Regions from separate parts of the Homo sapiens genome. Here region 2 is linked to region 1. The links are chromatin loops, found by intact Hi-C in ENCODE. Cell type or tissue: PC-9. All regions are shown on one strand. Each heading gives the region's core, and the rest is flanking DNA. Links, peaks and the distances in the headings are about the cores only. Region 1 has its middle 27 kb from the start of RIBC2. Region 2 overlaps FBLN1 (fibulin 1).

The links. A loop is a pair of places that touch in the nucleus more often than their neighbours do. Peaks named below come from ENCODE experiments on the same cell type or tissue, not always from the same donor. Only the 100,000 strongest peaks of a DNase experiment are listed, where the experiment ranks them.
Region 2: it touches region 1 in a loop (12-fold over the local background); 21 of 110 quality-filtered maps call a loop at or near these places.

Annotation. Positions count from the first base shown.
Region 1 is chr22:45,436,460-45,445,702 of GRCh38, forward strand. No RefSeq gene overlaps it. Among named protein-coding and RNA genes, the nearest start is that of RIBC2, 27 kb to the left of the region's middle. RefSeq lists an enhancer at 5,892-6,454. In PC-9, for the core only: CTCF peaks have their summits at 4,900 (motif pointing right) and 5,100; DNase peaks (open chromatin) are centred at 4,942 and 7,792; H3K4me3 peaks cover 896 bases; H3K27ac peaks cover 1,690 bases.
Region 2 is chr22:45,511,946-45,521,300 of GRCh38, forward strand. It overlaps FBLN1 (fibulin 1), which reads left to right. Exons shown (of 17, transcript NM_006486.3): 2 at 6,737-6,842. Among named protein-coding and RNA genes, the nearest start is that of FBLN1, 14 kb to the left of the region's middle. RefSeq lists an enhancer at 3,196-4,130. In PC-9, for the core only: no CTCF peak of the experiment used is centred there; DNase peaks (open chromatin) are centred at 5,276 and 6,796; H3K27ac peaks cover 3,496 bases.

The DNA of each region.
Region 1 (9,243 bases), core at 413-8,412:
GAAAAACTGAAGGAATTGTACAGAATGTACACATACATCCACCACCTAGATTCTACAATTAATATTTTGCTATATTTGTGTCCTAGTGAGAGGTGACAGCGTGCTGGCAGTCCTCAGAGCCCTCGCTTGCTCTCGGCACCTCCTCTGCCTGGGCTCCCACTTTGGTGACACTTGAGGAGCCCTTCAGCCCACCGCTGCACTGTGGGAGCCCCTTTCTGGGCTGGCCAAGGCCAGAGCCGGCTCCCTCAGCTTGCAGGGAGGTGTGGAGGGAGAGGCGCGAGCGGGAACCCGGGCTGCGCGCGGCCCTTGCGGGCCAGCTGGAGTTCCGGGTGGGCGTGGGCTTGGCGGGCCGCGCACTCGGAGCAGCCGGCCAGCCCTGCCGGCCCCGCGCAGTGAGGAGCTTAGCACCCGGGCCAGTGGCTGCGGAGGGTGTACTGGGTCCCCCAGCAGTGCCGGCCCACTGGCGCTGCGCTCCATTTCTCAGCGGGCCTTAGCTGCCTTCCCGCGGGGCAGGGCTCGGGACCTGCAGCCCGCCATGCCTGAGCCTCCCACCCCCTCCATGAGCTCCTGTGCGGCCCAAGCCTCCCCGACGAGCGCCGCCCCGTGCTCCACGGCGCCCAGTCCCATCGACCGCCCAAGGGCTGAGGAGTGCGAGCGCACGGCGCGGGACTAGCAGGCAGCTCCACCTGCAGCCCCGGTGCGGAATCCACTGGATGAAGCCAGCTGGGCTCCTGAGTCTGATGGGGACGTGGAGAACCTTTGTATCTAGCTCAGGGATTGTAAACGCACCAATCAGCGCCCTGTCAAAACAGGCCACTGGGCTCTACCAATCAGCAGGATGTGGGTGGGGCCAGATAAGAGAATAAAAGCAGGCTGCCCAAGCCAGCAGTGGTAACCCGCTCGGGTTCCCTTCCACTCTGTGGGAGCTTTGTTCTTTTGCTCTTTGCAATAAATCTTGCTACTGCTCACTCTCTGGGTCCACACTGCTTCACCGCGAAGATCTGCAGCTTCACTCCTGAGCAAGCGAGACCACAAACCCACCAGAAGGAAGAAACTCCGAACACATCCGAACATCAGAAGGAACAAACTCCAGACGCGCCACCTTAAGAGCTGTAACACTCACCGCGAGGGTTCCCGGCTTCATTCTTGAAGTCCAAGAACCCACCAGTTCTGGACACACTAGCTCTCCACAGACTGGCTTTTAAAAATTCTAGTTATATATACGCCACTTACAAAAGGCACATCTAAAACAAAACAGCACAGAAAAATTATAATAATAGCGTTCAAAAGCCATTTGTATTTGCCCAAATGACGTATGTCCACACTTGTGTCTGGCACATGGGTGTCTACAGGAGCTGTATTCATAATTGCCAAAACCGGGAAGCAAGCAACGTGTTCTTCAATAAGTTAATGGATAAAAACACTGTGGTACCTCCAGACAATGGAGTCTTATTAATATAAGATATAATAATAAGAAAAGAGCTATCAAGCCACAAGAAAATGTGGAAGAAGCTTAAATGCATATTGCTTGGTGAAAGAAGTCAATCTGCAAAGGTTATCTACTGTATGAGTCCAATCATATGACTTTTTTTTTTTTTTGAGGAGTCTCCCTCTGTTGCCTAGCCTGGAGCGCAGTGGCACCGTCTTGGCTCACTGAAACCTCCGCCTCCCAGGTTCAAGCGATTCTCCTGCCTCAGCCTCCCAAGTAGCTGGGACTACAGGCGTGCACCACCACGCCCGTCTAATTTTTGTATTTTTAGTAGAGTTGGGTTTCACTGTGTTGGCCAGGCTGGTATTGAACTCCTGACCTCAGATGATCCACCCACCTTGGCCTCCCAAAGTGTTGGGATTACGGCATGAGCCACTGCACCCAGCCTGACTTTTCAAAAAAGGCAAAGCTATAGAAACAGTAAAAACATCAGTGGTTGCCAGGGACTGAGGGGAGGGAGGGATGAATAGGCAGAGAGAGCACAAGGATTTTTAGGGCAGTGAAACTTTGCTGTGTGATGCTGTAACCTTGGGTATATGTCATTATACATTTGTCAAAATCCACAGAATGTACACAGGGTGACCCCTAATGTAAATTATAAACTCTGGGTGATGATGATGTGTCAATGTTGGCTAGTCAATTGTAACAAATGTACCACACTAACATGAGACATTAATAATAGGGGAACTAGGGGCCTATGGGAAGGGAGCATATGGGAACCCTCTATACTTGTTACTCAATTTTCTTGTAAACCTAACACTGTTCTAAAAGATAGCCTATTCATTTTAAAATGAAGCCATAAGATAAACAGGAAGAAAAATAGAGTCATTTGCACATGGTTCTTTATTCTGTGTTCAAGTTCTTATGTTTAGAATAATGGGAAGGGGGCCAGGCACGGTGGCTCATGCCTGTAATCCCAGCACTTTGGGAGGTCGAAGTGGGAAGATGACCTGAGGTCAGGAGTTTGAGACCAGCCTGGCCAACATGGTGAAACCCTGTCTCTACTAAAAATACAAACTAGCCAGGCATGATGGTGCGCACCTGTAATCCCAGCTACTCAGGAGGCTGAGGCAGGAGAATCTCTTGAGCCCGGGAAGCGGAGGTTGCAGTGAGCTGAGGTCACACCACTGTACTCCAACCTGGGCAACACAGCAAGACTCTGTCTACAAAAATAAAAATAAGGCCAGGTGCTGTGGCTCGCGCCTGTAATCCCAGCACTTTGGGAGGCCAAGGTGGGCAGATCACGAGGTCAGGAGATTGAGACCATCCTGGCTAACACGGTGAAACCCCATCTCTACTACAAATACAAAAAAATTAGCCGGGCATGGTGTCGGGTGCCTATTGTCCCAGCTACTCAGGGGGCTAAGGCAGGAGAATGGCATGAACCTGGGAGGTGGAGATTGCAGTGAGCCGAAATCATGCCACTGCACTCCAGCCTGGGCAACAGAGTGAGACTCCATCTCAAAAAATAAAAAATAAAAATAAATAAATAACATAAAAATAAGGCCAGGTGCGGTAGCTCACGCCTGTAATCCCAGCACTTTGGGACACCGAAGCAGGTGGATCACGAGGTCAGGAGTTCAGGACCAGCCTGGTCAACATAGCGAGACCTCGTCTCTACAAAAAATTTAAAAAATTTTAGGCCGGGTACAGTGGCTCATGCCTGTAATCTCAGAACTTTGGGAGGCTGAGGCAGGTGGATTACCTGAGGTCAGGAGTTTGAGACCAGCCTGGCCAACATGGTGAAACCCTGACTCTACTAAAAATACAAAAATTAGCCAGGTGTGGAGGTGCACACCTGTAGTCCTAGCTACTCAGGAGGCAGAGGCATGAGAATCACTTGAACCAGGGAGGTGGATGTTGCAGTGAGCTGAGATCATGCCACTTCATTCCAGCCTCGGGTACAGAGTGAGACTCTGTCTCAAAAAAACAAGCAAAAAATCACAAAAAGACCTTTACAGAAATGTTTATAGCATCTTTATTCATGATAGCACCAAACTTGGATCAACCAAAATATCTATCAACAGGTGATCAGATAAACAAAAGTTATATTCCTATCACTCACAGCTGAAAAGAAACAAACTGCTGATATACCCGTCAAAACGGCAGAATCAGAAATCATAATCAGGGCGGGGCGCAGTGGCTCAGGCCTGTAATCCCAGCACTTTGGGAGGCCAAGGGGGCAGATCACGAGGTCAGGAGATCAAGACCAACCTGGCTAACATGGTGAAACCCCATCGCTACTAAAAACACAAAAAATTAGCCGGGCGTGGTGGCATGTGCCTGTACTCCCAGCTACTCAGGAGGCTGAGGCATGAGAATTGCTTGAACCCGGGAGGTGGACGTTGCAGTGAGCCAAGATTACGCCACTGCGCTACAGCCTGGGCAACAGAGCAAGACTCCATCTCAAAAAAATAAATAAATGAAATAAAAAATAAAAATAAAAAATTAGCTGGGCATGGTGGTGAGGGGTGGGGTGGGGGGTGTTCCTGTAATACCAGCTACTTGGGAGGCTGAGGCAGGAGAATTGCTTGAACCCGGGAGGCAGAGGTTACAGTGAGCCAAGATCGCACCACTGCCCTCCAGCCTGGGTGACAAGAGCGAAATTCTGTCTCAAAAAAAAAAATCATAATCAGAAACATTGTAACAGATACAAAGGAGTTCACAGTTTACAATTCTATCTATGGGGAGTTCCAGAATTGGGATAACTATTCCATCAGTGCTTGCCTGGGACAGGGTGAGGGGGTTTGATGGCAAACAGGCATGAGGCTACTTTTTGGAGTGATGGAAACGGACAGAAAAAGAAAACCCAACCACACTCCTACCCCTGACAGGACTGCAAAGGGAGGACCCCTAAGAAACCGGGTACCATCTGTTATGCATGCAGCAGGACGAGCCGCAGACAAAACTCCTCAGACACTGAGTTAAAGAAGGAAGTGGTTCTTTCGGCCGGGAGCATCAGGTAAGACTCCTGTCTCAAGAGCCGAGCTCCCCCAGTGAGCAATTCCTGTCCCTTTTAAGGGCTCACAACTCTAAGGGGGTCCGCGCGAGAGGGTCGTGATCGATTGAGCAAGCAGGGGGTACATGACTGGGGGCTGCATGCACCGGTAATCAGAAGGAAACAGAACAGGACAGGGATTTTTGCAATGCCTTTCCATACAAAGTCTGGAATCTATAGATAACATAACCGGTTAGGTCAGGGTCGATCTTTAACTACCAGGATTAGGTCAGGCAGGCCCAGGCCTGGTTTCGGGTCTGGTTCCTAGGCGCCGGGCTACCTGCATTTCGTTTCGCTTTTCTTTCCTTTTCTGAGTATAAAACAAGATAAAACAATATGAGAGAGTCTGTCTCTCTTCTCTCATGTGCAGTGAGCTGTTGCTGTCTACTGGAGAGCTGTCCACCAGCAGGTGGCACATCTATCTCTCGTGCTCCCAGCATAGCCTCTGGCCATCTGGTTTCCACCTGCACCGGGTCTCCCTCTGCAGAAGCGACAGCCACTTTGGAATGTTGGTGCAATGAGGTGACAGGTCCCCATGCTCCTGGGTGGAGCAGCGTCCTGAGCCTGGTTACAGGAGGGATCATGGGGTGAAGGTTGGGGATGGAGCAGGGGCCTCTAGAGCACCTTTTCCAAAGAGACATGTTTCCTTTTCTTTTCTTTTCTTTTCTTTTTTTTTTTTTTTTTTGGGACAGAGTCTTGCTCTGTCACCACCCAGGCTGGAGTGCAGTGGTGCGATCTCGGCTCACTGCAACCTCCGCCTCCCGGGTTCAAGCGATTCTCCTGCCTCTGCCTCAGCCTCCCAAGTAGCTGGGACTACAGGCGCATACCACCACACCCAGCTAATTTTTTGTATTTTTAGTAGAGACGGGGTTTCACCGCGTTAGCCACAATGGTCTTGATCTCCTGACCTCGTGATCCACCTGACTCGGCCTCCCAAAGTGCTGGGATTACAGGCATGAGCCACCGCGCCCAGCAAGAGGCATCTTTTCAACCATATGGATTGTGCCCACGTGATGTTAAGAGAGTGGTGAAAAGAAGCTGGAGGATGCCGAGTGAGAATGAGGCTGTGAGTGACACAGAGTAGGTAGTTGCCAGGTGGGGCTTCATCTGTGCTTGCCCCGACCAAGTAAAGGCCTTGATCCTCCCCCACCCACCACCTCATCCAGCCCACCCCCAGATTCATGCTCCCCCATCTTCGAACCTCACTTGCTCTCTGCCCAGACCTGGCAAAGTCAGTTTCATCTACTGAGTCTGGAAGGTCTGCCTTCCTTTCTTCTTCCAGCGAATGAAAGATGAATCCAAAGTCCCTGGGGCCAACCCCCAGCATGGCCCCCAGAAGTAAACAGGAATGGGAATGAGGGCAGATGGAATGTCTGCGAGTCAGTGGGTCTTTTCTTTTCACCAGACGTTCCAGAAAGCTCTCCAAACACACTTGTTCTAACAGTGTCAGAAAAGACTCCAGCCTCATTGTCCACAATTGTTGGGGATAGAACATTCCAGAGCCTATTGAAGAAAAAAGTGGGTAGGGCCATCTCCTCCACACCAGGCTGATCTGTGAATTAATCGCCCCTGAAGGTTTTCCCCGGGGCTCTGGAGCTGACAAATGTGACTTTGTTACCTGGATATCCCTTGGAACCTGGCAGAGCCTGAGGACAGGACTCAGCCACAGAGTCTCTCACCCAAAGCCACTCAGTGTCCTCAGCTGCCCATCTGGTAACTGGCCCTAAAACGGCCTTTCAGTTCCAGCACTGCCACCCCTCCCAGCCCCACTGGCCCAGCCTCCTCATTCCCAGCTCAAATTCGTGACCAGGGGGCCTATGGGACCTGGTCGTCTTTTCAGATGGACAGTCCCTAGGTCAAGGCCCACTCCCTGGCCCCATCCTCGCATGGGGAGAGTCGGCTCATAGTATATTCAGAGGCAAAAAGGGCGGTGGGCTTGCAGCACCAATAAACATGTCCAGCAAAATATGCTGATGGTGTACATGGCTGCTGCTTGCTGAGCCCGTGTGTGCTGATGCCACAGAGCTGAGCTTCTTAAAATCTGCAGGAGGCTGCCGGGTGCGATGGCTCACGCCTGTGATCCCAGCACTTTTGGGAGGCCGAGGCGGGTAGATCACCTGAGGTCAGGAGTTCGAGACCAGCCTGACCAACATAGAGAAACCCCATCTCTACTAAAAATACAAAATTAGCCAGGTGTAGTGGAGCATGCCTGTAATTCCAGCTACTCGGGAGGCTGAGGCAGGAGAATTGCTTGAACCCAGGAGGCGGAGGTTGCGGTAAGCTGAGATTGCACCTTTGCACTCCAGCCTGGGCAACAAGAGCAAAACTCCGTCTCAAAAAAAAAAAAAAAAAAAAACCTGCAGGAGGCTACAAGAAGTGTTACCAGTTTCATATCCCCAATGAGGATGAGGAATGTGAACACAAAGTACCTAAGACAAGTCTCAATCCATTTAGAAAGTTTATTTTGTACCTGGGCTTGGTGGCTCGTGCCTGTAATCCCAGCACTTTGGGAGGCTGAGGCAGGCAGATCACCTGAGGTTACGAGTTCAAGACCAGCCTGGCCAACATGGTGAAACCTCGTCTCTACTAAAAAGACAAAATTAGCTGGGCATGGTGGCAGGTGCCTGTAGTCCCAGCTACTTGGGAGGCTGAGGCAGGAGAATCACTTGAACCTGGGAGGCAGAGGTTGCAGTGAGCCAAGATCATGCCACTGCACTCCAGCCTGGGCAACAAGAGCGAAACTCTGTCTCCCAAAAAAAAAAAAAAGGAAAGAAAGTTTATTTTGCCAAGGTTAAGGACGTGTCTGTGACACAGCCTCAGGAGGTCCTGCTGACATGTGCCCAAGGAGGTTGTGGTATAGCTTGCTTTTACACATTTTTGGGAGACATGAGGCATGAATCAATATGTGTAAGATGTACATTGCTTCAGTTTGGAAACGCAGGACAACTGGAAGCAGGGATTTCCAGGTCATAGGCATATAAAAGATAAATGGGTGCATCCTTTTGAGTCTTTGATCAGCCTTTCACTGAATACACAATTTCCATGTGAGCAGAGGGTAGAGGAGTAGTCCTGTGTGCCCTAGTCTGGCTCAGTGAATCTGCATTTTCACATAAACAATAGGGCAGAGGAAGCAATCAAGCAATCATATATGCATTTGTCTCAGGTGGGCAGAGGCCTGATGGTGAGTTCTGTCCTTTGTCCCACATCTGTGAAGATAAGCTATCAATTTACATTGCCAGGGTGAAATTCAACAGAACTGTTTTAGGGTAAAGATCCTGAGGCCCACAAGGAATTTCCTTGTGGGCAAATTGGGAGGGAGGTATGCAGCTTGTTTATCTTTGTAGCTATCTTATCTAGGAAGAAAATGGGAGGCAAGTTTGCGTGATGCAGTTCCCAGCTTGACTTTTCCCCTTGACTTTGCGATTTTGGAGTCCTGCGATTTTCCTTTCACAAGAACTAAGGGCTAGAGAGGGGAACTCACTTTCCCAAGGTCCCAGAGCCAGTTCAAGATGGAGCCAGGAATTGTGCCCAGTTCTAAAGTCCCAGCTACCTCTGACAGAATGCCTGCAAGGAGACAGTCAGCAGAGCTCCAGGAGGGGAAGACAGGTGACAACACTCTAGTGTATTTCTCTAGCTTGACCTCTGCTGTGAGTTCCAGGCTTGGTACCCAAATGTCGACTTGATAGCTTTACTGGGATGTCTAACAAGCAGGCAGTCAACATGAAGGCATCTGAACAGAACTGGTTTCCCTCTACCCACACCTGTCCCTCCAAAGTCTTCCCTGTCTTAGGCTATGGAAACCCCAATGCTTCCAATTGCTCAGGCCAGAGAGTTTGGATCCATCGTTGGGCTCTCTCTCTCTCAATCTATCAGCAAATCCTGTTGGTAAGACTTCAAAATATAAAACAAATCTGGCCAGCCACGGTGGCTCACGCCTGTAATCCCAACACTTTGGGAGGCCGAGGTGGGTGGATCATCTGAGGTCAGGAGTTCGAGACCAGCCTGGCCAACATAGTGAAACCCCATCTCTACTAAAAATACAAAAAAAAAAAAAAATTAGGTGGGCATGGTGGCTGGCACCTGTAATCCCAACTACTCGGGAGGCTGAGCCAGGAGAATTGCTTGAACCTGGGAGACAGAGGTTGCCGTGAGCCGAGATCATGCCATATTTGTTGCATGAATTGGTGAACTGTGGGCGTGAGTTTCACAGCCTGAACCTGAACACCCAGGGTTCAGGCATACTCAGGACAGGTCTAGACAGCAAGGAATGTGGATCCTCCAGAGACCTCTTTGTGTGATGATGGAGTTGCTGCCTGGAAAATCTCATCCTAGGGGCAGTGACAGTCCAGGCACACAGACGTACGTGTCCTAGTTATAATGGAGTGACTGATAATGAAGAGAGCTGGGGCTCAGCTCTGTGGGGTCTGTTGGAGGTCTGGGGGAGGGCACTGGAATCCAAAGGCTAGTATCTCTGTGAGCCCTAGGGGGCACAGGCAGCGTGACCCCACAGTGGCACCCGAATCATGGCCCAGGCTGTCGGAGAGCGTGATCAGCCAAGCCTGGACGCCAGGAAAGTGGCACCACCTCCCGGCGGTGGACAGGCCATGTCAAGAGGCCGGAACAACATGGCCTGAATCACACCCAACCTCATGCTCATAGTGCAGCACTTCTAAGCAATGCATTAGTGCTGCATCCCTCTCTTCCCTGGGTTCAGAGGTGAGAGGACATGGCTTCTGCTGCAGAGAACTCATGCTCT
Region 2 (9,355 bases), core at 448-8,447, 76 kb after region 1:
TCAGATGCAGGGGTCAGATTGAGACTGGTTGATTGAAACTCCTCCGAAACAACAGGAAATGATCTGGGAGAGAAGATTCCAGGTCCCCTGAGGCCCTGCTTCTCTCTTGATCCCCCACAGCCCAGTGTCGAGTTACCAGCGAGTGCCTGTTCTGCTTGGGTGGGTGTCCAGTGTGGTACTGGTCAGAGGTAATTTTTGGATCTCAGAGCTGCTCACAGCTGTTGGCGGTCTGGGATGGAAGAAGCAGGCGTGGCTTCGGTTGGCCCACATTATCCTCCTGACTCACAGTGTTCCAGGGCTGCTCAGCTGCCCTAGGGTTTGTGTACAAATGGCCTTGATTTGACACCCTTCTGAAGGTGGGGGGCCTGACTGATCAGGCAGTTGGTTGGATGCTGTTGACCCCCGCAGAACTCTTGGTACCTATGAGGCGTGGAGTTGGCGTGGGGGATCTGTTAGCCCCAGTCCCCTTTTTGCCCCCACCCCAGCCTGGCCGAGAGTCCTGGGCAGGCACTGAGAAGGCAACACATGGGGTAGGACTTGATGAGCAGGTGGATAGGACAGTGAGGTGGGAGGTGCCTCTGTGGGCCTCAGATGGTCCCCAGCCTGTGTGATGGGGCAGCGAAGCTCAGGACACCTGGTGTTTGGATATCCACAGGTGACCGGATCCCCAGGCAAATGAGCAGCTGGAAGTCCCTGCAGGGATGCGGGAGGCACAGCCAGGGTGGGGCTGGACCCCAGGCCCTTCCCCACTCCCATCGCCCCACCCTCACAGGACACACGGGGGAGCTGTGATCCTCAGGGTGTTCTTTTGTTTTTAGTTTTTTTGTTTTGAGACAGGGTCTCCCCCTGTCCCCCAGGCTGGAGTGTAGTGGTGCAGTCGTGGCCCACTGCAAGCTTGAACTCCTGGGCTCAAGCGATCCTCCCACCTCTGCCTTCCAAAGTGCTAGGATCATAGGCTTGAGCCACCATGCCTGGCCTTTTTGTTGTTGTTGTTCTTTTGTTGTTGTTAAGTCATCTTTATTTTGGTTGCAAAGTTGCAATCTATTTTTTACTGAACATTTTAAGTCTCATTTGAAGTTTCATAGCTTGCCGTGTAAACCATTGCATACACTGTCAAACTGCTGTACAGAACATTCTGAAATACAATCTACTAAATTAATTCGCTTGACACTGTTCAGATTACTGCATGAAAACAACATTGATTGAAGAAGGCAAGTAAGTCAACGGGCAAAGCATCGATTGCTTTCCTACTGTAGGATGTTATAAGATGACCAACAAACACTAAATTATTTTGCTTAAAAGATGTACTTTTTATTGTGGTAAAATACGCATCACATGGGATTTGCCATTTTAACCATTTCCTTTTTTTTTTTTTTTGAGATGTAGTCTCACTCTGTCACCCAGGCTGGAATGCAGTGGCATAATCCCTGCTCACTACAACCTTTACCTCCCAGGTTCTAGTGATTCTCCTGCCTCTCAGCCTCCTGAGTAGCTGGGATTGCAAGCTCACCCCACCAAACCCGGCTAATTGTAGCTGGGATTACAGGCGTGAGCCACTGCGCCCGGCCCATTTTAACCATTTCTAAGTGTATGGTCCAATGGTATTAAATACAGTCACATTATTGTACAATCATCACCACCTCCATCTCCAGAACTTTTCATATTCCCAAACTGTTAAATACTAACTCCCCGTCCTCTCCCCCGAAGCCTGTGGCACCCACCCATCCTTTTCCTTCCTGTCTCTGACAAATTCCCTACAAATTTAACTCCTCTAGGGACCTCATAGGTACTCTTATCCTGGGTCACCATACGTGCCTTACTGGCCTTTCTTTTCATAACCAGAGTAAAGCTTGTTTATTTTATTTTGAGACGGAGTCTTGCTCTGTCGCCCAGGCTGGAGTGCAGTGGCGTGATCTTGGCTCACTGCAACCTCTGCCTCCCAGGTTCAAGCGATTCTTCTGCCTCAGCCTCCTGAGTAGCTGGGATTACAGGCATGCACCACACGCCTGGCTAATTTTTGTATTTTTAGTAGAGACGGGGTTTCACCATGTTGGTCAGGCTGGTCTCGAACTCCTGACCTCATGATCCGCCCACCTCGACCTGCTGGGATTACAGGCGTGAGCCACCGTACCTGGCCAAGCTTGTTTATTTAAAAGGGGACAGAGACAACTTTTTTTCGTTTCTAATCGGAATGTGTCTTGGAAAGGATATGTCTGAGGGGTGGGAGTGGAGTTGGTTTTGTGCTTCAGGGAACCTGTTCCTGCCCTGTCCCAAGGTAAGCTTGTAAAGAGGTCGGTGCCCTTGTTTTGGAACCCAAGTTAATGACGCACCTTTTCTTGTGTGGGCTACACACATCTTTAACCTGCTGCAGATAGTACTTTTGTTGGCATCTGGAGCCATGATGCCAGGCCCCTCTTCTCCCTGAAGCTCAGTTTTCCTCTAATGGGTGGGAGGTAACCAGTGCTGAGTCCACTAGGAAGATCGAGGCACATCTCCAAGGCTAAGAAACCGGCAGTTCTGTAGCCTCAGCCACTCCCCCACCCCTAGCTCATCCCTGGCTTTTGCCGAAATTCTAACCAGCCCCGTATTTTGTGTGGGTGGGCTCCAGCCCCTCGGGATTTTCCTGGGGGTCACTGCCTCCACCCCCTGGGACGATGGAGGAGGAGGAGGCTTGTTTGTGGGGGCAGAGGATCTTGCCCCAGCAGCCTTTGCATGTCAAGAGTGGTCTTGCAGATCGGGCCCCTTGCCCTGGCTCTGTTTAACTGGTGCTTACTGAGCCGTGACGTTTGTGCTGGGCATGGGCAGGTGCGACATGGACAGTGAGAGGAGGAAGACACCATCCCTGGCCCCGAAGGAGGTTTTAATTCAGGAGGAGCAAGAAAGAACAGTGTTGGAGGCTGCCAGGACTGAGCCTGATGCCAGAACTCAGGGCCCAGGAGCCGTGGGTGAGAGCAGTGGGCAGGAGGGCGTGGGGGCCTCCAGTGTCCACTGAGCCCTGTGAGGAGCTGGTCACACACTGGTTTGCTGTGGGAGCAGGGACACCTTAACATGTATGTTCATGTCACTGGTGACTTGACGCTTTTCAGCTTCCTCTGTTCTTAATTCCATTTGGAGCCCAGGCAGGATGATAGCAGAATGAATGGAAGGGGTTGAGGAGTGAGAGCCGGTGAATGAGAGGGGCCTTGTCTGTAGGCCTTTGTGGGTCAGGGCCCGGCAATTGATTGGTGAGTGTTACAGTGAGGATGATCGTCCACCTCTTGGGTCCCCTCCCCATGCCTCTGCCTCGTCGCCATCCAGCCTGGCCATGGTCCCTGCTTGGCTCTTTGTGGACTCCCTGATGGGGCTGTGCAGGAGCTCTCCCTTGGCTAATGACGGGGTGAGCTCAGCTCCCCTCGGGCACAGCCCCCAGACAGCCCTGCTTTGCAGAGTTCAGCTCTGGGGCTGCTCAGAACATGGGAGCTACCTTCTGAGTTTCCGGAAGACCAAAGGACTTCACATTTGATTGTCCTGCTGAGAGTGAGGTTCACAGTACCCAGACTCCCCAGCAGGAAGCATTTCCAAACCGTTTCTGCAGCTCTGGGTGCAAAATTCCCAGGGCTACGGGAGCCTGCCCTTCCCTGTGTTTTCCTTTCTCAGAGTCCGAAGGAGGCTCTGGGGCCACAGCTCACCTGCGGGGGATTCCGCACACCAGCACCCGGCTGTGTCTCCCCCATTTCTTATGAGCAGCGATAAGTCAATCCCCTTCGACGGTTTAATCCTCCAGCGACTGTTTACAGAGAACTTTCTGTGTGCTTGGAACTTTATAAAGTGCATCCCTCTTCTCAGCAACCCTGGGAAGACAGTGCAAGCCCCGTTTTCCCACTGGGGAAGCTGTGATTCAGAGAGGCGGCGCTGCCTGCCCAGGGTTAGAGAGCAAGAAAGTGCTGGAGCTGGGATTGGAACCAAAGGCTGTTTGGCTCCAAAGCTTACACTGTTTCTACTCAACTCTGTAGCTGCCACATGCTGGCATGGATGTCGGGGGTATACAAGGACAGGAGACAGAGCCTGCCCTCAAGACATTTGTGGCTATGAGGGTAAGGCAGGCAGGCAGGGCTCTGGAGGATGGAGAGACATGCGCCAGGCACGGGGTGATATGGGAGCAGAGGGGCACCCGAGCTATGCAGGGTGGGCAGGCAGGCGGCCAGGAGAGGGTGACAGGGCATGGGAGGTGGGCTAGGATAGGAGACGGGCTGTGGAAGACACGAGGGTGAAACTGCAGGTGGGGGCTGAGTGGGCCTGGCCAGAGAAGGGGTGAAGGGAGTGTGGGGACAGACATGGGAACCGGGGTTGGCTGCAGAAAGGGTGAAGGGGGTAGGGGGACAGATGGGAACTGGGCTTGGCTGCACAGGGGAGAGCAGCCTCGCTGTCAGGCCACATGGCTGGATCACATCCTGTTCATCCAGGAGTGCACCACGGCCTGTCTCGTCTGTAACAGATAAGGTCCTTGGCTTAGTGAGTACTTTTGCTTTTCTTAATGAATTAGAGCAAGAATGAATGAATGAGTGAATGGGGACATTCAAGGTTATCCCCATGATAACACGGTTGTCACTCCTGATGACTTTTCCTCTGGTGCTGGGAGGCAACTCCAGACAACTTGACATTAGCTCTGCCTCCTGGTGAATCTCACGTTCACCGAAGAGCATCGCTGGAGAGGGGACACCTGAGGTGGGAGGGGGGCTGAGTGGTCAGGCTGCTGGAAACTGTTGGGCTTTGCTGTGGCACGAAACTTCACCCTTACCCACGCCACTGCAGGACTCCTCCTGCCAGCCTCGGGGAGCCGGGTGAGAGTCAGAAGGGTGGGTCTACCTTGCACTGCAGAAAGCAGCTCTGAGTTTCCTGGAAGCCCTGGGGAAAAGGGAAAGCCCAGAAGTTGTCACTGGGGGACATGGTTCTAGGTGAGACCCCCCTCCTCCTGGCCTTGTGGAATGGCCTGGCTGAGCCCTAGCTCATTCGTGCACTGACCTTATCCATTCTGGAATGTTTCTGCAAGTTTCCCCTCCTCCCCTGCTGAGAACGGGATGGAGCATCTGAAGGACGCATAGTCTAGAAGTGCTTACAGTGGCTGATGACTGATAGGGTGGTTTAGCAAGGTGCTGCCTCACCCAGCAGACAGCAGCCGCCCTCTGGGCCACCCCGAGGGCCCAGCCTGGAAGAAGAATGTATTCAGGCAGGGCACCCACAGTTGTGTGTGCGGAAACGCTGCCAAGCCCAGTGGGATTTACCCTCTAGGGGCTGGAAAGCCATTAGGAAGGAAAAGTGGTGCTTCTTAAAGCCCAGTTTTGTAACATCCTGCCGAGAGGTGACCTTCTGCCCAGCAGCTGGGGCTGTCGTGCTAATGCTTTCTGGCATTTGAGTCCTTTAGAATGAGGTCCAAGTATGTGGGCACCTGGCACCCGGCCGCTCCTCCCTTGGGGCACAATGGGGTCTTCTCCCTTCCGTGAGCTGAGGGGCTGGGAGGGTGCCCACTGGGGCTGTAGCCTGGGCTGGGGCATGGGGCACAAGGGCCTGTGTGCCCAGCTCATTTGGGCCGTGGCCTGGCTCTGAGGGTGTGGGCCGGCTGCTTGGAGCGTGATCCTTTCATCTGCCCTTTTTGCGAGTGGGAGATAAGATGGCCAGGCTGCGGTTACTCCTGAACCTGTGCTCTCTGCTTTGCCAGTCCTGTCCTCACCAGACTTCTCACAGGTCCCCGTTTCTGTGGAAGAGGGGATCTTGTGGTAAGTCAAGGGCAGAAACCATCACCAGCCTCGGTTTCCTCAATCTGTAGCTTGAGGCTTATGTCCCCCCTCCTGCCCCTTTGCTCCCAAGATTAAAGGAGAAAACACGGATGTGGGTCACAGAAGCTGGTCTAGAAATGGTGGTTTTTAGGCTGGGTGCGGTGGCTTATGCCTGTAATCCCAGCACTTTGGGAGGCCATGGCTGGCCAATCACGCAAGTTCAGGAGTTCCAGACCAGCCTAGCCAACATGGTGAAACCCCATCTCTACTAAAAATACAAAAAAGTAGCCGGGCGTAGTGGTGGGCACCTGTAATCCCAGCTACTCAGGAGGCTGAGGCAGGAGAATCACTCGAACCTGGGAGGTGGAGGTTGCAGTGAGCTCAGATCGCGCCATTGCACTCCAGCCTGGGCGACAGAGACTCTGTCTCAAAAAAAAAAAAAAAGAAAAAAAAAGAAAATTTTTTTTTCCTTCTTACTTGACTCAGCTCGTTGCATTTTGAACCCCCTCCCTGTTTGCAGTCTCTCCTCTGGAAAGAGTCATGTCGGCTGTTCCCTGACCTGCTGGGCTGGGCTGGCCGGCAGCATGGCCGTGCCTCTGTCATCAGGGGCTGTCTTTCTTGCCTACTGGACTGTGAAGGCAGGGACCCTGTCTGGACAGGGACCGCATCAGCATCTCCAGCATGTGGCTGGAGCAGGGATCCATGTGTGCTTGGATCTCAGGGGCTGAGCCGCAGCCCTGTCCAAGCTGGATTCAGATGGGGGAGGATTCAGGTCTTTCTTCTAGGAAGGAGTGGGGTGTGGACTCGCAGCTGGGGTCTGGTGGGGTTTTCAGTACTGGTTTGCAGAGTGACTAAGGGATGTGCCCCCAGCCTGATGCTGTCGTCAAGACAGAAGGACGTGCGTGTCCTGGTGGTGCATCTGGGAGGGCCCTCCACCCGCTGAGTGGTGAGCCACCTCTCAGCTTGTTCTCTTCCCTGCACAGTGGACGCGGATGTCCTCCTGGAGGCCTGCTGTGCGGACGGACACCGGATGGCCACTCATCAGAAGGACTGCTCGCTGCCATATGCTACGGAATCCAAAGAATGCAGGTACGTTTGCCAGTGGCCACTGTTTCACTGGAACAATGTTCCTTTAGAGAAAAGTGGGGGAGGAAGGGACAGTGTGTGCCAGACCTCTCGGGAGAGGCTGGACACCCAGGCCCGGATCCATCCAGGCTGCGGGTGCTGCAGTGGGTGACTCCTGCCTCCCTCCTGGCACCGGCCTGGCACCGGGCCTTGGCTCACCCTTCCTGTGCCACTCTGTGATTGTCGGGGTATGTGTCTCTTTCACTGGGCTGGGAGCAAGAAGATCTGGGCTTGCAGCTGTGGGCAAGTCAGTTTTCTCTTTTAAAAAAGGGGGGACAGTTGTGGGGGAGCAAAGGAGATGATGTGACTAAAGAGCTTTGCGAGTGGAAACACGGACCACCTACAGACCCCAAAAATGCCAATGAGCCGGCGCAGAGTGAAGCGTTCCACCAGCCGGTTTTTCAGCTTCTGCAGCAGCCAACATCTGGATCGACCGTTTTTATTCTTCTCTCCCTACATTGACTCCAGCTCTCTGAAAATTCTGAGACCGTGTAAGCTTAGAATAAATAATGAGAAGCCGGGCGCGGTGGCTCACGCCTGTAATCCCAGCACTTTGGGAGGCCGAGGTGGGTGGATCACCTGAGATCAGGAGTTCGAGACCAGCCTGGCCAACATGGTGAAACCCCGTCTCTACTAAAAATACAAAAAAAATTAGCTGGGCGTGGTGGCATGCGCCTGTAATCCCAGCTACTTGGGAGGCTGAGGCCAGAGAATTGCTTGAACCTGGGAGGCGGAGGCTGCAGTGAGCTGAGATCGCGCCACTGCATTTCAGTCTGGGCAACAACAGCGAAACTCTAACTCAAAAAAAAAAAAAAAAAGGAATAAATGATGAGATTAGGTCATGCTGATCATCATCATAAAAATAATAGTGAAAACCCCAGAATGCCCGTGTGGAGCACCTACTTTCTGTGTACCGTCTGCACGGACAGCAGCCAGTCTGGCCCCGGGAAGGACAAGGGCTGGGGAGGTGGACCAACCTGGTTGGGTTTCAGGCTGGGTGACCTGAGCCAGCTCAAAGGCACCATGATACCTCCTTTCTGGGGTTGTTATAATGATCAGAGATCACCCGGGCGCGGTGGCTCACCCCTGTAATCCCAGCACTTTGGGAGACCAAGGCGGGTGGATCACCTGATGTCAGGAGTTCCAGACCAGCCTGACCAACGTGGTGAAACCCCGTCTCTACTAAAAATATAAAAATTAGCTGGTTGTGGTGGCGGGCGTCTGTAATCCCAGCTACTCGGGAGGCTGAGACAAGAGAATCGCTTGAACCCGGGAAGCGGAGGTTGCAGTGAGCTGAGACCGTTCATTGTACTCCAGCCTAGGTGACAGAGTGAGACTCCGTGCCCCCACCATCAAAAGAAAAAAATCAGAGATCACCTATGAAATCAGCACCACAAAGCCAGACTGTGGCAACGTATTGGTTTTCTAGGACTGCCAGAGCAGAGTATAAGGGGCAGGGTGGCTCAACCACCGGTTCCTCATAGTTCCGGAGGCCAGAAGTCTGAGACCGAGGTGTCAGCAGGGTGGGCTCCTTCTGAGGCTCCTCTCCTGGGCCTGTAGATGCCCTCTTCTCCCTGTGTCCTCACACGGCCCTCCCTCTGTATGTGTCTGTGTCCTGCTCACCGCTTCCTCGAAGGACACCAGTCCTTTGGATTACAGCCTGCCCTAACAACCTCATTTAACTATGTCACCCATTTAAAGTCACTGTCTCCAAATAGAGTCCCATTCTGAGATACTGGGGGTTAGGACTTCACCAGATAGATTTTGGGAAGACACAATTTAGCCCATAATAGGGAGCCACTACTATTAATACTTAGTGAAATAAAAGAAAGTGAGGCATCAGCCCGTGTAACCCCTCAACGTGCAGGCAGAGGAACTGAGGCCGCAGATTCAGCAGCACTCTGGGCCTTGCTTGTGAATGGGGATTTTAGTCACTATCAAATGTATTACTGACTTCTACTCACTAATGTCTTTGGTAAATTTTGGAGTTATCTTTTTTCTTTATTTTTTGAAACTGAGTCTTGCTCTGTTGCCCAGGCTGGGGTGCAGTATGTTGATCTTGGCTCACTGCAACCTCCGCCTCCTAGATTCAGGCGATTCTCCTGCCTCAGCCTCTCGAGTACCTGAGATTACAGGCACACACTACCACACCAGGCTAATTTTTGTATTTTTAGTAGAGACAGAGTTTCACCGTGTTGGCCAGGCTGGTCTCGAACTCCTGACCTCAGGTGATCCTCCTGCCTTGGCCTCCTAAAGTGCTGGGATTATGGGCATGAGCCACTGCGCCCGGCCAATTTTGGGGTTATCTTTAATCTCCATTGAGTCCCAGAGGACAAACACATTGCCTTCTTAGAAATTTCAGACATACATTAGATTTCCTGGAATGTAAGAAATACCATCAGAATGGCTGAGAGGGCATTCCTTCTCTCTTTAAGTGCGGGTGCAAGTCCAGACTCCTGGGTATCGTGAGTTTCCAT